Linked DNA regions of Homo sapiens: regions 2 and 3 are each linked to region 1. Evidence: chromatin loops called from intact Hi-C (ENCODE). Cell type or tissue: endothelial cell of umbilical vein. All regions are shown on one strand.

Region 1 (2,500 bases):
GTAATTCCAGCACTTTGGGCAGCCGAGGCAGGCAGATCACCTGTGGTCAGGAGTTTGAGACCAGCCTGACCAACATGGCAAAAACCCGTCTCTACTAAAAATTCAAAAAAATTAGCCAGGCATGGTGGCATATGCCTGTAATCCCAGCTATTTGGGAGGCTGAGGCCGGAGAATTGCTTGAACCCGGGAGGCAGATGTTGCAGTGAGCTGAGATCGCACCACTGCACTCCAGCCTGGGCAACAAGAGTGAAACGCTGTCAAAAAAAAAAAAAAAAATTAAATAAAATGTAGATTAACTCCTGAAAGTGAATACTGTACATGTTTGCATGCATTTTATTCTTTGTACCTTGTGACTGCTGGCTACTTACTGCCTTCCTCCTGATACCAGTTTTTCTCTACTGCATATGTCAATAAATGTTTAGAAATGCTTGAAGAATACAGAGAAAGCCCAAAGTGTTTTTTGTTTTGTTTTGTTTTGTTTTGTTTTTTTCAGAAATGCATCTAAGTGTCTCCTTACAAAATGAGAGAATTCATTGATTAGCCATTCTTTGGACATGCTCTTAAACGTCCTCTACCAGAAGGAATTTCATATTCCTATCACAAAAGGGAAATTGCTTATTCTTATGTTTATAACACCAGATCTTTTATTTGATATATACTATGTGTATATATTATACAAATAAGCTCTTTATAAAAGATAACCATGAAGGAATTATTTCCTGAAACGGCAAAATATAAATTTGCCTGTAAAATCAGAATGCCCTAGCCAATCTTTTGAGATTTGACCAGGATGATCCTGTGGGTAAGGAAACTAACCCTTTCAAATTGCATGAAAATTAGAAGACAAATGAAGATGTTGTGAATGGAAATTCATTTCCAAATAAACCACTGGGATAAAAATCATTAGAATAATGCTAGTTTCAAAATCTATGTTTTTCCGTCTCTTTGTCACTCACAATTATTTCAAATATGTTCACTTTAAAGTACAGTATATATACCTAGTTAGGTTGAGTCATGTTTTAGAAAAATTCCTTAGAGTTTGTTTTTAAGCAAAACAGGACTGTTTTAAACAAAGCAGAACCTTAACAGGAAACTGATAACAGTGGCCAAGAAAAGCATCTTATTTTCTATTTTCTGTGTATTAGAAAGAAACCCTATTTCTCACTTCCTCATATGGTAATTATATCTCGGTGGAATTGAATCCTCAGGACAACAGGGCATGTTATTGTGAGATATTTTACACCTGGCTTAACCATTCTGTAAAATCAGAGATAGTGACTAGCCCAGAGGCTCTGTCTCACTTCCTTCCGGTGTTGCTTAGCTATTGATAAATATTAAGGTGCATGTGATTTGGCTGCTAAAATGAAGAAAGGATGTCAGAAGGCTATCAGTTTGCTGAATCAAACAGCATTGCCACAGGGCTCCAAGCTGGCAGGGCCCCTCTGGGCATTGCCAGGTCACCAAGGAAGTGGCTGGGTGAGGTGGCAACAGGTGTCAGACATGCTGCTGAGCAGATGATCTCAGCAGGCCTGAGGACAGAAGAGAAGGTTACCACACAAAGTGCTTAGCTGTGACCGCAGAGGAATTTCAGCATCAAAGGAATTTGAGTAGAAAAAGGTTTCAAATTTCAGTTAACCCAGGGTTGAAGCAGCAGGACTCATTGATAGAAAGAGAGAAGCAAATAAAAGCCCACACTAGTTAACATAACTCTCAAATAAGAATGCAATTATCTGCAGCCACAGTAGCCCATGGAAAGATATCCCTAACCAGTCATTCAGTTGAGACATAGGGACATCACCTGGGTGGAAAGGACCCTTACAGGTTGTGAAGGAATTATAAGTGACCATTAGTGAGTGGTCACTATGTACCAGACACAGCTGTAAGTGCTTTATGGCCATTAATTCATTCCATCTTCACAACAACACTCTGAGGTAAGTATTCATATTTGCCTTATTGTACAGAGGTAGAAATGGAATCATAAAAAAGTGAAGACATCAGCCCTAGCTGATACAGCAAGTACAGAGGAGAGCCAGAATATAAACCTAAGAAGTCTGTCTGTATAAACCATGCTCTTAGCCACCAAGTTTCACCATCCCTCACAGGGAGAAAACTGCAGAGCAGAAAAGTTCTGGTCTTACTCCTAAGAAGAGATGCACATTACATACATGAAAAGATACCAAACATGACAACATAGAAAATGATGGATGCCAAGTGAGTGCCAGGAACTATAGAGCTGTTGAAAGAGATTCATTGCAAAACAGGTTGGAATAAGCAAGACAAACTTGAGAAGTGGATTCTCACATTGAGTGTGAACAAGCAGGGGCAGTGTGATGTGGAGGAAGGGAGCATGTACTCTACAGGCTTTAGCTTCAGAGGGGCTTGGGTTCAAATCCCAGCTCTGCCACTTACAAGTCATGTGAGCTTGGGGAAGTTACTTATTCTTTGTTTTCTAGTTTTCCTATCTGCAGGGATAGAAAAATGCTATTTCAAAACACTATTC
Region 2 (2,500 bases), 86 kb after region 1:
ACATAACTTATTCATATGATTTTATTTTTATATATCTTTGCAGGAAAAGGTATATGTAAAATGAGGTAGAACTAAATCAGTGATTCTTAACCCAGAATCACTACACTGTAATAGAAATATGAATGTGATTCCAGTGGTACATGTAACTCTAAAATTAAATACAAATTCTCTGTGTGATTATGTATATATCCAGAGTTTCCATAAGAGCTCTGCTACATCTACTTAGACTCTTGGATGATTCCAGAACTGCTAATAGAGTGAAACACACAAACCTTTTAGAAAATAAATTTCACTAAGAAGAAAAAGAAATGAAGTTCTAATTGTGTTGGTAATGTCCCAGTCCCACCCACACATCACGAGAGAGAGAAAAAGAAATTCCAAGAAGGATTTGATAATTTCAAGGAACAAAGTGCTCAGGAGATATATTCACTGACCAATTCCCCAAGTGCTCATGTGTGAGCAATTCAAAAATTCTAAAAATACTATTCAGTGACATCTCAATAGTTCTTCAAAATATGAGATTGAAAAACAAGGCCTTTTTCCAAGTCACTCTCTTAAATATGGTTAACATTTTCATTACACAATAATTTTGAAGAGTTTTTGAGCCTATGGATACCTTAGTTACCAAAATACTATGAATGTGAGCTTCTGTAGTCATTAAAGAATAAAGATGACTAATTATTAATTTAAAGGTTATGAAAACACTCTTAAATATTAATGACTAAACACACTAACTGATAGGTTGTGTTTGGACTAACACTGACAGCAAGCTTCTTGTGAAGTCTGCTGGTCAAGTTACCAAATCAGAGGTGCAGAAAGACAAGAAAATTCTCAAAAATGCTTCCACAAGAAGAATCCTTGAAGTAATTTAGGCATCTAACCTCAAAAAAAAAAAAAAATAAGGTTTAATGGAGGAAATTATTGCTGTATTCTCTTGCATTATCAAGGCTAAGAAAGATTATTAGAATTATTTTGTATCTTTCTGGCAACATGCCTCATACCAAAGGGAGGAAGTGGCAGGGAAACAATTCATTACAAAGAATATTTTTCTAAAAATGAGTCCTAGGCAACAAGGAAAGAGCTTGTCTTACGAGTTGATGTTCTCTCCCGAAAAGGCAATTTTAAGCATTGAGAATGTTCTGAGATGGATTTCTGCAGAGTAGGAAGTTGGATTCTTATATATAGGAAATCCCTGTCAGTACTTAAATTCTACGATTCTATGATTTATTAAGAATAGCCACTTGTGACCACATAGGGCACAACCTGAAAACAGGGCAGCCGCCTAAGAGAAGGCCCTTAAATAGTTATGAGTGAATGCCCAATGTGAGGTGAAGAAAGGGAGAGGTCATTAGAAAGGAAGTTGTGTACAAAACACAAGATTTTACTGCCTTGGTGAATTTTGAACCACAGCCAAATTACTTTCTTCTCTGAGAAGATATGAGGAAGAGAATAAAACTCTTCAAGGCAACAGCATGATATAAATCCAAAGCATTTTCATACTTTGGGAACGTGCTTGCATGCAGAAGTGTGAGCCGGGGGAGGAATCTTGGGTGATAAGAAAAACACGTCAGCAGGGCAGAGTGGTGAATGGCCTTCAAGATAAGGATAAGTAATTGAAATTGGTTAGGAAAGCAACAGGGAGCCAGAAGAAGGAATTGAAATGAGTAATGGGAAGCCAGAAGATTAGAAAAGCTAGACGGATTACCTTGGGAAGCAGGATTTTGAGATGGTAATGGCCAAAGGGGAGATTGTAGAATCAAGACAGGAAACAAAAAGACAAGGATGGATAGACCTATTCCCGAAACAGGAATAGTACCTTCATGAGGTCCCAGAGAGGCAGTTTGTAATAACAAAAATGAGGCCTTCACTGAAGCTTGGGAGTTATATAACACTGATCTAGGATGGCATGCTTACCTGTCACCGTTGCTTGGTATCCATCAGGAAATGTTTGTTGCATGAATGAAGAAAAAGACACAGTTCCATTCTACATAAAATAATCATTCAAAATCACCAATTTGGGAAACAACAATCAACTATTAGATTGTTAAAATGTTGATAGTTTGTGAACCTTTTTTTTTTTTTTTTTTTTTTTTTTTAGCAATGACCCAATGTCACTGTAGTGTTTCTTCAGAACTGCTTAGACTTTTGTGTAGAAGTAAAAGAAAAGACCATCAGTTCTTAAGGTCTGAGCCTGAAAACAAACGTTCTTTATTTTGAATTTGTTTTCAATGTACAAAAGGTTTACATGAAAAATACAGGCAGGCTAATATTGCAAACAACATGTAATTTCAAAGAGGAAAAATATTCAGTACTTTCCCTCTCACTTTTTAAATTAGATTCAGTAACATGATTAACTCTTACCTACATGTTTTCAGAACTAAGATGAATAAATTAGAGGGGTGGTTCAATTTAAAACACCTTTTCCTTTTAGTAAATCTAATGTTTATGGTAGTCAATAAAAGAATTGCTCTTTTAGTCATAGAAAAGCCTCAGAAGCTCT
Region 3 (2,500 bases), 200 kb after region 1:
GGGCTGACTGGTCTTCCCCAAACATTCCAGCAGCACTTCCTGGTGTGCTTCTCAGATGATTTCCCCCAGAAACTTGCTCCCCACCTTCTGGTATTACACTTTGCCTACAGCCCTCCTCTGGGTTCCTAGTTCCCAGGAGACTGGCAGCAATGCTCTTCTCCGGGTATTATTACCATAAGAGACAGAGAAAAGATAACCTTAAAGCTAAGCAGGGCAGAAGTAAGAGAGATGGAACGAGGGAGAAAGAGACCTCAAAGAGAAATCACTAAATAATGGCTTTGAAAATCTACTCAGTTGTTTGTGTGTGTATATGTGTATTTTTACTCTACAAACTCTAAGTGGCTGTATTTCTCTTTTATAGGTGACAAATGGTTTCTTTCCCCTTCTATGACTTGCAAATTTATATTTCTCTTAACAACCATAAAAACAACTACAGTTGCTGAAGAAATAATGACTCAGAAAGCAAATGTTTACTTTTAAATATGAGCAACTTTACATCTAATGCCAATGCCTGATAAAGAGAAATTTATAGTAAACAAAAAATATGGCCAAAATCACTTATTTAGCTTCCTAAACACATTTAAGATTTATTAAAAGTCTCCTAAAAGGCCTTTTGAAAGTCCACCTAAAGAAATTATTTTGTTGTTAAGATTGTTACTAAGTACTTCTTCTACTGTTGGATATGTTTTAATTAAAAATACATATGTGTATACAAGAATTATAAAAATTATACAGTTGAGTATTACCTAGTCACCATGATTCCTAAAGATATCCTACTACCTAATTTCGCTTATATACACGCTGGAACATTTTCCTCCATTCAGTGCATCGAGCACAGTATAAATTGACAATGTTTTCATCTAGTCCTTAATCAGGAATATAATCCCCATGAAATTACTTATATTAGAAAACTGTATTTGGTTTTAATTATATTTGGAATTAAAAATGTTTTTGAGAGATATATCATAAATAACAAACCTGATGCATCTTAGTGAATGCTACCCATGAATATTAGTTTTTAATGGTTAATGTTTTCAAAGTAGCTTGAAAATATTTCACTATGTAGCCTAAATTGACTGTTAAATTCAGGAAATTACATCTTCATTTCCGTTATAGTAAAATGACTCAATGTTTTTCATTGTGACATTCACTTAGATTGGAGTGTGATACTGACAGCTATAGTAACAATATTTTAAGAGTATAAACAGCTGGGTTTTTAGAGGCAAATTGACACAGAGTTGTGCATTGCTTATTCTAAGTTCTGAGAAATGTGTCATTAGGCAATTTCATCATTGTGCAGACATGTTAGAGTGTACTTACACAAACCTAGATGGTATAGCCTATTGCTCCTAGCCTACAAACCTGTACAGCATGTTATTCTACTGACTATTGTGGGCAATCATAACACAATGGTTAAGTATTTGTATATCTAAACATAGAAAAGGTACAGTTAAAAATACAGTATAAAAGATAAAAAATGATATACCTGTATGGGGCACTGACCACGAATGCAGCTTACAGGACTGAAAGTTGCTCTGGGTGACTCAGTGAGTGAGTGGTGAGTCAATGTGAAGGCCTGGGACATTTCCACACACTACTATAGACTTTATAAACACTGTACACTTAGGCTACACTTAATTTATAAATATTTTTATTTCTTTGATATAAGTTAATTTTGGTTACTGTAACTTTTTACTTTATACAACTCTTAATTTTCTTTTAATTTTTTGGCTCTTTTGTAATAACACTTAACTTGAAACACTAACATTATACAGCTGCACAAAAATATTTTCTCTATATCTTTATTCTATAAGCTTTTATTTTTAATTTTTTTTTACTTTCTAAATATTTTTGTTAGAAACTAAGACACAAACACACATTAGCCTAGGCTTACACAAGGACAGGATCATCAGTATCATTATCTTCCTCCTCCATATCTTGTCCCACTGGAAGCTCTTCTGGGGCAATAACATGCATGGAGCTGTCATCTCCTATGAGAACAATGCCCTCTTCTAGATACCTCCTGAGGGACCTACCTGAGGCTGTTTTATAGTTAACTTTTGTATATAAGTAGGAGGAGTACTCTTTAAAACAATGGTAAAATACATAAATACATAAACCAGCAACATAGTTATTATTAAGTATAATATATAACTATATATGCTATATGTTTATGGGACTGACAGCATGGTAGGTTTGTTTACACCAGCATGCCCACAAACACAAGAGTAATTAATGCATTGTGCTATGACTTCACTAGGTGATTGGAATTTTTCTGGTCCGTTATAATATTATGGGACCACCATCAAATATGCAGTCCACCATTGACTGAAATGCTGTTACATGTGTGTACTGTTGAGCATTTTAAAAAATGATCCAGGTATATATATATGTGTGTATATATATGTAGGTATATAGATATATATATGTGTGTGTGTGTATATATAGGTACACAGGTATATATATGTATATGGGTACACATATGCGTATATGTGTATAT

What was found. Peaks named below come from ENCODE experiments on the same cell type or tissue, not always from the same donor. Only the 100,000 strongest peaks of a DNase experiment are listed, where the experiment ranks them.
Region 2: it touches region 1 in a loop (5-fold over the local background); 1 of 110 quality-filtered maps calls a loop at or near these places.
Region 3: a loop joins it to region 1, with 6 times the contacts of the local background. A loop is called at or near these places in 1 of 110 quality-filtered maps.

Annotation. Positions count from the first base shown.
Region 1 is chr5:59,561,672-59,564,171 of GRCh38, forward strand. All of the region lies in intron 1 of PDE4D (phosphodiesterase 4D), which reads right to left. It overlaps LOC107986347 (a long non-coding RNA gene), which reads right to left. Exons shown (of 2, transcript XR_001742409.2): 1 at 1-2,500. Among named protein-coding and RNA genes, the nearest start is that of MIR582, 140 kb to the right of the region's middle. RefSeq lists an enhancer at 1,227-1,877. In endothelial cell of umbilical vein, no CTCF peak of the experiment used is centred here; a DNase peak (open chromatin) is centred at 1,250; H3K27ac peaks cover 2,073 bases.
Region 2 is chr5:59,647,837-59,650,336 of GRCh38, forward strand. All of the region lies in intron 1 of PDE4D (phosphodiesterase 4D), which reads right to left. Among named protein-coding and RNA genes, the nearest start is that of MIR582, 55 kb to the right of the region's middle. In endothelial cell of umbilical vein, no CTCF peak of the experiment used is centred here; a DNase peak (open chromatin) is centred at 1,455; H3K27ac peaks cover 1,484 bases.
Region 3 is chr5:59,759,720-59,762,219 of GRCh38, forward strand. The region is part of intron 1 of PDE4D (phosphodiesterase 4D); the gene reads right to left. Among named protein-coding and RNA genes, the nearest start is that of MIR582, 57 kb to the left of the region's middle. In endothelial cell of umbilical vein, no CTCF peak of the experiment used is centred here; DNase peaks (open chromatin) are centred at 402, 1,172 and 1,512; H3K27ac peaks cover 2,354 bases.